Regions from separate parts of the Mus musculus genome. Here region 2 is linked to region 1. The links are chromatin loops, found by intact Hi-C in ENCODE. Cell type or tissue: left cerebral cortex. All regions are shown on one strand.

What was found. Hi-C counts contacts between places; a loop is a spot of excess contacts. Peaks named below come from ENCODE experiments on the same cell type or tissue, not always from the same donor. Only the 100,000 strongest peaks of a DNase experiment are listed, where the experiment ranks them.
Region 2: a loop joins it to region 1, with 2.3 times the contacts of the local background. A loop is called at or near these places in 1 of 42 quality-filtered maps.

The regions. Positions count from the first base shown.
Region 1 is chr13:64,367,217-64,372,216 of GRCm38, forward strand. Ctsl (cathepsin L) reads right to left here and starts at 3,304. Exons shown (of 8, transcript NM_009984.4): 1 at 3,020-3,304; 2 at 1,812-1,948; 3 at 900-1,022; 4 at 644-790. The coding sequence starts at 1,937. In left cerebral cortex, no CTCF peak of the experiment used is centred here; DNase peaks (open chromatin) are centred at 2,062 and 3,204; H3K4me3 peaks cover 2,263 bases; H3K27ac peaks cover 1,272 bases.
Region 2 is chr13:64,158,890-64,163,889 of GRCm38, forward strand. Habp4 (hyaluronic acid binding protein 4) reads left to right here and starts at 2,977. Exons shown (of 8, transcript NM_019986.3): 1 at 2,977-3,445. The coding sequence starts at 3,097. In left cerebral cortex, no CTCF peak of the experiment used is centred here; DNase peaks (open chromatin) are centred at 2,875, 3,476, 4,076 and 4,421; H3K4me3 peaks cover 2,460 bases; H3K27ac peaks cover 1,533 bases.

The DNA.
Region 1 (5,000 bases):
TATAGCCTTGAACTCAGAGATCCTCCTGCCTCTGCCTCCCAAGTGATGGGATTAAAAGTGTGTGCCACATCTCTCCCCACCCCCAGATATATTCATACTTAAAAAAAAAAAACAAGCCGGGCGTGGTGGCGCACACCTTTAATCCCAGCACTTTGGGAGGCAGAGGCAGGCGGATTTCTGAGTTCGAGGCTAGCCTGGTCTACAAAGTGAGCTCCAGGACAGCCAGGGCTATACAGAGAAACCCTGTCTCGAAAAAAACAAAACAAAACAAAACAAAAAAACAGTAAGACAGGAATCTGGGTAGGGCAATGTATGCCTGCAATCCACTAGAGAGATTAAGGCAAGAGGATCCTGGGTTTGAGGCCAGGCTGGGCTGGGCTGGGCTAGTATTGTGAGATCCTGTCTCATTCAGGATCCAAAAGAGCAGACAAAACAAAACACTGTGGTCAAGGCTAAAGCACAGAGGACAGAGTCTCATGGGGCCTGGCTCCTCTCAGGAGTTACTACCAGTTGATGGCTGCTGGGGGAGGGTAATCAAATCATTATCTTTAGTGATGCTGCACTCCCGCCCCTCCCCCACCTCGAGTCTCTTCCAAGTGTGGACCCTGGGGATCAAACTCAAGACTTCTCCCAGCCCTCATACCTGGTTCTTCACAGGAGTCACACAACCCTTTTCTCTCCAGTCCACAGACTTGGGGATCTTAAGCATCAGCGGTTCCTGAAAAAGCCTCCCCTTCTTGTGCTTCTGGTGGCGGTAGCCATTCACCACCTGCCTGAATTCCTCATTGGTCTTCCGGGAAGGGAGAAAAAAAAAAGTAGAAAAGGTGAGATAACTTTGTAGAAAGAAAATGGAGGAGAGGGCTCAAGAGTTCAAGAGTTCGCATCATGTCCCCACTCACCATGTCACCGAAGGCGTTCATCTCCATGGAAAAGCCGTGCTGCCCGTTGCTGTATTCCCCGTTGTGTAGCTGGATCATTCTCATGTTCTTCTCCCATATCGCTCTCCTCCACTCTTCCTCATTCTAGAGCAAGCACAGAACTGGCAGTTTTCATTTTTTGTTAATAGACAGGGGGAGCCAGATGTTGGCACAGGCTTTTAATTCCAGAGGCAGAGATGGTGCTGGAGAGATGGCTGTGTTTAAGACCATTTGTGGAAGACTCAGGTTTAATTCTCAGCACTCACATATGTTACTTTTTTTGAGACAGGGTTTCTTTTCTGTATAGCTCAGGCTGGCCTCAAACTCAGAAATCTGCCTGCCCCTGCCTCCCAAGTGTGCCACCACTGCCCGGCCATATGGTACTTTCTAACTAGTTCCAGAATGTACACAATACCCAGACATAAGTGTGGTATATATCACGAGTGACATATATCTCACTAACTAAATCTTAAATAAAAAAACCAATCCATCTGACCAAATGGATCTACTGGAACAGGAACAGCTACACACTCTGAAAGGCACCACTCCTCCCGAAAACACACAAAGGGATGTATGTGCTCTACTCTGCTCACAATGGATGTATGATTGGGCTATTCCTGCTAAGAGCTGGCCTCTAGAGACTACTCTCTGGCTATAAACTTCTGAGGGTTAGAGAGGGGGGTTGTGGGGGGAGAAAGAGGTGGGCAGTGGTGGCACATGACTTAAATCCTAGCACTGAGTTCACAGCCTGGTCCACAGAACAAGTTCCAGGACAGCCAGGGACACACAGAGAAGCACTGACTTGGAAAAACAAAAACAAAACCCAACCAACCAAACAAACACTTCCAAGGGCAAGGAAGACCATTCTCTCTAGACAATGTAAACACTACAAACCGTGCCATACAGTCTTCTGTGTGTGGACTTCCACTGGTGCCACTCTGCACTAAAGGTTTGATCAAATTTTGGAGTAGCTAAGGCTGTTCCCAAGCAGAGGACAGCCAAAAGGAGTAAAAGATTCATGGTTCAAACACCTAGGGAAGGAAAAAGAGGAAATGAGAATCCCACGGAAGCTTTCTCTTTTAAGGACAGTTTCTCATGTAGTTTAGGCTTTAAACTTTTTCAATGACCCATCTCTCAAGTTTAGGGATCCATGAGCCACCAGCCCAGCAGTAAACCGTTCTGAGTTGAAGCATCCTTGCACGTGTTAACAAATGTGATTATGAGTGGAGAAAAACAAGTCAGGAATTAATCTTTGGAGGTTCCTAGACTCTAGCTACTGAAACAAAAACAGCCTAGTAGTCATTGGAACAGGGGTAAACCCTTTTCTCTTGCTTTTTTTTTTTTAAGGATTTATTATTATACATAAGTACACTGTAGCTGACTTTAGACGCACAGAAGAGGGTGTCAGATCTCATTATGGGTGGTTGTGAGCCACCATGTGGTTGCTGAGATTTGCACTCAGGACCTTTGAAAGAGCGGTCAGTGCTCTTACCCGCTGAACCATCTCGACAGCCCCCCCCCCACTTTCTCTTATTATAGCGCCACGGTAGTCTTAAGTCTTCCGATATTGTATGCGTCAGAATCTTAAGAGGACAACTGGGTCCAGGTCATTTATTGACAAGTATTAGTGACCCCAAGTGGGCATACAGGAGTACCCAGAGGGTGGGTTGCCACCACACACTTTAACGCACAGCTGCACATCAGGCGAACTGAAGCCTCAAGGCGATGCCTCCTTATGCGATCTCAGTTCGGGTTAGGGGCCAAGCTGGGCCCGTCCGGGGGAGAGGGGGATGGGCGTCCGCTCCGCGCTCGCGGCCACCGCCCGCGAATGTTATGGCGGCACAAGGAGCCCTGGGTCCCGTGACCAGCTTGAGGGGGTCCCGCTGTCCCTACGGGTCCCGGCAGCCCGGAGTCACATGACCTGATGAAGACCCCGCTCGACAACAAGGGCCTATCACTTCGGGGAGGCCGAGGACACATCCTCGAGATCCTGGCCCATCCGGGGGTCTCCAGTCCGGGTTGCAGATGCTATGGTTCCCACATTCTAGATTCCCCTACCTGCCCTTGCTCGGGAAGCCTTTAAACCCGCGGGGGTCACTCACCTGAGGCGGCTAGCTGCGCACAAGAAGTCTGCAAACTCGGATCCCCGGAGGTCGCCGAGGTCCGAGAATCTGGAGGAACAGCGCCGGGCTCAGGCTTTAAAGCCTCTCAGGCTACAGCCCCGACAGGGCCCGCCCCCGCCCCGTCATTGGCTATGCCTGCCTCGGGGCGGAGCCTGCGGGAGTCCGGGCGCGTGACGCCGCCGGGTCGTAACCTGTCCTGTGGTGCAAGCCTTGGGGCGAGGCTGATCCACTTTGGAGGGTCCACGCCAGCGTGGTGCCTTGGTTCTGTAAGAAAAGCGTAGGAAAAAAAAGGCCTGCTGTGGAATTTCCACCTCAGCCATACCTTTCCTTTTGTATGAAAGTTGTAGATTAAAATGTGCAGGGTGGAGAGTTGCATAACCCGTGGTTTCTGTTTAACCCACAACAATGCTGATGTAAGTGGAAGAAGACAGAGCGGAGGACAGAGTCACCTCTCCAGGGTCTGGCTGGACGGGTGTCCATAGAATTTAGATCAGCACGTGGCTTCTAACGCCGCACTTCCTGCCTTACCTATACATGGATTGTTCCTTAGGAGCATTTCTCTCAAGTCTGGTAGAAATTCTTTTCGTGGCAGGCGGGGACGCGGCGGTGGGGGTGGGGTTGTAGGATGGTGGCTAGAAAAGAAAAGAAAAAAAGCGGTTGAGAACGATGGAGACTGTTTTCCTACTTTACATTATGAATTGTTTTTCTTACTTTCAATTTTTTTCTTTCTTTTTCCTTTTTTTTTTTTTTTTTGTCTTTTCGAGACGGGGTTTCTCTGTGTAGCCCTGGCTGTCCTGGAACTCACTCTGGAGACCAAGGCTGGCCTCGAACTCAGAACCGCCTGCCTCTGCCTCCCAAGTTTTGGGATTAAAGGCATGCGCCACTTCTGGAATTTGATAAATTCGCTGGAAAAGATATAAGTATGTGTTTGAGATAGGGGTTATAGGGTTTAATAATGTAGACCAGGCAATCACAGGCATCCTGGTTTTGCCTCTCAAGAGCCGGGATTAAAGCTATCTCCGAGCTATCCGCTTTAGTTTCCTCTTCCTCACTCAAGAAGAGTAATATTTAATAGAAGGCTGTAGTTGTGTAGCTTGAAGAAATTACTTGGATAGAGAAAAAATATATATACAGGTATAGGTAAGATTGAAAGAAAATAATTCGGTAAAGTGTAATTTTTTTTTAGCCATATAAGATTTTTTTTATTGGCTATTCTGTTTAGAAGCTTTATAATATTTGAGTTTGGTTAATTTCAGTATGTGATTTTTAAAAATTTGTATTGTCTTTTTTTTTGTTTTGTTTTTGTTGTTGTTTTTGTTTTTGAGACAGGGTTTCTCTGTGTAGCCCTGGCTGTCCTGGAACTCACTCTGTAGACCAGGCTGGCCTCGAACTCAGAAACCCGCCTGTCTCTGCCTTCCAAGTGCTGGGATTAAAGGCGTGCGCCACTACTGCCTGACTTGTAATGTCTTTTATAATAGTATTTAAAATATTTTCTGAGACAGGGTTTTCAGTGTAGCCTTGGCTGTCCTGGAATTTGCTCTATAGATGAGGCTGTCCTCAAAACTCACAGAGATCCGCCAGCCTCTGCCTCCCAAGTACTGGGATTAAAGGAGTGCGCCACTACCTCCTGGCCCTAAAAGAAGTATTTTTTTAAAAGTGATTTAAAAGATCACGTTCAGGGCTTGGTGAGATTGCTTAGTGTTAAAGAGTTGCCTGAACCCAAGCCTAAGTTCAATCTCAGAGATCTATATGGTGAAAGAAGAGAGCCAAAAGTTGTTCTCTGACTTTTGTATGTGCTGTTGGCACATGTACACCTCCCCGAAAATGAGGCTTTTGTTGTTGTGGTTGTTTTTTGAGACAGGATTTTTGATTTCCTGGCTGTCCTGGAACTCCCTTTGTAGACTGGGCTGTCCTGGAACTCAAATAAATCTGTTTCTGCCTCCCTAGTGCTGAGATTAAA
Region 2 (5,000 bases), 210 kb before region 1:
TAATTAATAATGCCACTGTCTCATGCCTATAGGTTGTTATTTACATATGAAGTACAGGTGCATATGTTTTCACTTTTGACTCCCTTTCTCCATGATTCTATTGAATTTTGAAATCTAAATTCAGCCTCCAACATGTCTACATGAAGCAGAAGGCCATATGGAAGCTATGAAGTTTAATTTGGGGGTGGGTGGAATTGTACTGCTTTTTTTTTCCTAGTCCTCACACCACTTTATATCCCACCAATGATCTATGCTGGTCCCGTCCCAGACTCTTCACATCCTTACTAATATATGCTTTATATATATCCTTCAAAAAAAAAATGACCGTCATCCCAGGGATCCTCTAACCAAGCTGTATAGGGAGACTAGCAATATTGGCGAGTTCTAGGTTTGAGTGAGACGCTCTATTTCAATAAATAAGTTGTAAGAGGAATTGAGTTTAAGTCCTGACATCAAACTTCAACCTCCACAGGCATTTGCCCACAGGTGCACACACATCCATACACATGTGCTGAAACATTTAGCCACACACACTAAACATATGAAAATGGGGAAAAATACAATGGAGAAGTAGGAAAGGTATCCTTAAAAGTGTGTCAGACCGTCACACACAGTTTTCATTTCCATTTTCCTTACAGCGTATGCCATTGAACACCTTTTCCTGTGTTTTTATCCATTTATAAACATATAGAATACTGATACTGAAACCCCCTAGTTTTAGTTGTTTTTTTAAATTTAATTTCATGTATTCTAAATACTAACCCCAGTATAAAAGATTTTCAAATATTTTCTTCCACTCTACAGGTTGTCTTTAGATTTCTTCAACAGTTTCCTTTGTTGACTGGATCCTAAATTTGATAAAGTGTAATTTTGCTTGTACCTTTGATGTCATATTTGCAAAATTATCTCCTTTCTACAGTTTTGGTCTCTGAAAATCAATCATCAGTAATAAAAACCAAGTCTCTTTGGAGAAATAGCTGATGCCAAGACCAGTCCAGGAAATGTGCAAGATCTGCCAGAAGTAAATAATTATTGTTACTTACACACACACACACACACACACACACACACACACTCACATGTATACAAAGCCTTCATTATGTATCAGAGCAACATAGGAGACAATGAAGAAGCTCTTGTGTCTACAGTGACATGAGCAACAGAATAATGTAGCACTGGATTGCATTCACAGTATAAAGTAAATGCCTTGAATGTACACTATGTAACAAATCACTGGATACATTAGTATGAAAGAAGAAACTCCTAACTTGCTTTCTGTTACAGCTGGAAATTTGTTTCTCAGCTGGTAGTGCTGTCTGGAGAGACTATGGGGTCTTTAGGGGAGGTCCTCAATGTAGGGTATGTTACCCCTGTCTGATTCCTGTTTTGCTCTCTGCTTCACAGTCCACCATGATGAGAACAGCTTTCACCTCAGCCGGGCTCCCAATATGAACTGGGAGCTTCACCATGTCTTCTTGCCAAGGTGGACTAAATTCCTCTGATACTGGGCACCAGATAAATCTTTGCCTCGTAAGTTGTTGATGACGGGATCCTAAGTTTGATAAAGTGCAATTTTGCTTGTGCCTTTGATGTCATATTTGCAAAATTATGGTATTGTGGGTGCAGCAATGCGAAGGTAACTAAAACTATCCCTATCCCTGACATCATCTAAGCTTTCTTCACACAATGGTCCAAGGTTCACCTGTTTTGTAGTGTGTGCTAACACTTGTTCTTTTTCTGCCCTCCCCCCACCCCATCCTAGCTTCTGTTGTAGCACATCTTATTCATCCATCACCCAGTTAATGGGCATTTGGACTGCTTCTTCCTCCCGGCTATTGTGAATAGCACCTCTGAGAATAATACGAGTTTTCATCTGAATACCTATTTCCAATTTTGGCTAGAAAAATACAGGCTCTAATCTTTAATTCAAAGAAAGAAGTGGCCACCTATCTTAAAATCTCTAGCCATCTGACAATTTACTGAGAACCCCTGAGGTCCCTGAATGGCAAGCCCAGGAAATTACAATTTGAGACAAAAATCACTTTTGATTTCTTTGCACAGAGAAGTTGGACAACAGTAAAACTCAGACCTTTTTTAACACCTGTATTTAATTATTCCTTTCACATGTTCTATGAAGTAAAACATATGTTCTATGAAGTAAAACTGCTTGTGATAGGGAGGGAACCAGCAGGCAGGGATGGCATCATGGAGAAGGGCAATGTGGAGACAGTTTTGAACAAAGTGTAATGACATAAACATGTATATATACACACACATATAAACACACAAACATACCATAAGAACCATTACTTTGAATGCTAACTTACAAAATTAATTTTCAGGAGAGTGATGGCTCAGAGAGCAAAGGCACTCGCCAGCAAGCATGACATCTAATTTGGAGTTTCATTCCCCAGAAGCCAGGCCTTAACTGAATGTCTCAAAAGAAAAACAACCGCTATCTAAACCTCACCCTGTCCGCTCCCGCACTCATCACAACATCACAGTGGGTCTGGGGTTGTTTCTTTGCACTTGAATGGGTTGTTTTGGTCTCTTGTTCCTGTCACACCTCTTGAAACGCAAGTCTCTCCAGGCTTCTTGAATGGGTCAGCACCCAGCTGAGGACGCTGCCTCTCCTCTAGGCACTTTCCCTCAGTTTACAGCTCTCCCCCAGACACGCAAGCCCTTAAAGGCTCTTGACTAGGTCATTTTGGTGAAGTGTGGCGGTGTGCAACCAGGCTCCCCACTGGCGCACACCGGCGAGAGAAGGCTTGCAGCCTCCCTGAGTTTCTGGTGGTAGCTCCGCCCAAGCCCCATACCACCACGCCCACAGGCTATAGAGTGGGAGGGGATAAAGTGGGGCGTGACGTCACAGACACCGGTCTCCCATTGGGTCTTCGTGCGCCCCGGGGCCGAAGGGCGTGTCCACCAGCGCTCATTGGCTGGGGCGCGCAGGCCGGGAGGAGCCGACCGCGGGGCCGAGAGTGCGGCGGCGGCGGCGGCGGCGGCGGCAGCAGCAGCAGCAGCATGGGTCCTCGCCCGCGGCTTCGCTGAACCTCACTGGCCTGGGCTGCCCGCGGCGCCCGCAGCGGCGGCGTCATGAAGGGGGCCCTGGGGAGCCCTGTAGCCGCCGCGGGCGCCGCGATGCAGGAGACGTTCGGCTGCGTCGTGGCCAACCGCTTCCATCAGCTGCTGGACGACGAGTCGGACCCGTTCGACATCCTGCGGGAGGCCGAGCACCGGCGCCAGCAGCAGCTGCAGCGCAAGCGTCGCGATGAGGCGGCGGCGGCGGCCAGCGGGGCCGGGCACCGTGGCGGCAGGAGCCCGGCTGTGGCCTCAGGACACAGGCCTGGCGCAGGCGGCCGCAGGGAGTCGCAGAAGGAGCGCAAGAGCCTCGCGGCGTCCGGCGCACAGCAGCCAGACAGCCCTGGGGGCCCGCAGCCGCCAGGTACGCCGTGGGCACCGAGGTCACCCCTGCAGCCGCTAGCTCCAGTCGCGGGGACCGATCCCGGACGCGTGGGCGGATCAGAGCTGGGAGTCCTTATGGGCGCAGGACCCGGGGTCATCCTTTCAGGGGCCACCCTTGAAGATAATAATCCTCTCGGGGTCACGTTTCCAGGGATCACTCTAGGGAGCCACTTTTGAGGGATCATGACCCTCCAGGGCCATCCTCCTGGGTGGTCATTTTCCCTGGTCACCCTATCTCAGTGGAAGGGTCAGGGTTTCACTCTCGGTGGGCTCATCCCAGATGGGGGACAGTGAGCAGAGCCGTGAATCTTGGTGGACAGAGGGCCTTTGGTCATTCTCCCTGGGTCCCAATCCACGAGGGGTTGGGAATCACCCTCTCTCCGGGGCTGGGGGTCGTCCCTATCCATCCGTTACGGGTGGGCCGAGCTGGAGGTTCTTGATGGGCAAAAAGGCATAGTATGACTCTTCCGGGGTCACCCTCCTGACATTCCTGGTTTCGTGGAGGAGCTGGGACTGACAGCCTGAGAGTTGCGCAGCTGGGATTCTCACATCTGCAGCTGGCTGCATCCTTCATCTTCCCTCCCGGCCTCTGCGGGACTCAGCTCTGTAGGCGATGCACTGCTGAAACCTTCAGGGATCCCAGATTCTGGGCCTCGAAATCCTGGGAGGCCTGGGTACCCTTACGTGTGGGAGCCCCCGGAAGGCAGACTTGAGCCCAGGGTGAGTTGGGGTGGGCTTGAGGTTCCGGCTCCTCTGCGCCTTAGCTCTTTTCTCCATCCTCATATGGTAGCCTCTAGGTGTTAGCTGACATCGATTGCAGGTGGAACAAATAGTGTATGTGGGACTTGTTATTTGTGATTGATTGAATACTGTTTTTTCTAGAAGCGGCTTTAGCCTTTGCAAGCGGAATGCTCAAAGTTACCCTTTCTGCTTAATCAGAAGGGGTCAGCCCTCCGCTGGGTGTACTGTCTGCGTGGGAGGCTGCTTCAGACTTCGTGGCTGTCACCTGAGCTGCGTCAAGGCTTTTGCAGCCAAGCTCTCACCAAATGAACGCCCGGTTTTCCCGTATTAAGTTTATATCCCTAAGATTGGCAAGAAGGGGTATTGAGATTAGAGGGTAGTTTGACCACGAGGTAGGCAGATGTTCATGTGGGCATTATTGCCTAGTTCTTACTTGAGAAAACTGTCCGTTCCACCTCTGGCTTCACATTTGAGGCTTTCGCTGGTACAGCTAGGTAATGTTTACCTTTATCTGTGAAGTTAATTTGAGACATTGGTTGAGATTCAGAAAATCATTAATGAAGATGGATACCTCAGTAAATTTAGGACTCCTTTTAAAATGGAAATGCACCATACAGTATATTTTGTATTGAGTTTCTCTTAAGTGTATTTAGGAAAATGGGAAGGGAAGGAATTGAGAAAGATCAAATAAAATTTTTTTACTATTTACTTTTTTTTTTTTAACCAAGTGAAGATATACTAGCCTTTGGAAGTGTACCAGTTACTACTGTTAGAGTGTTGTTGGTTTGTTTGAT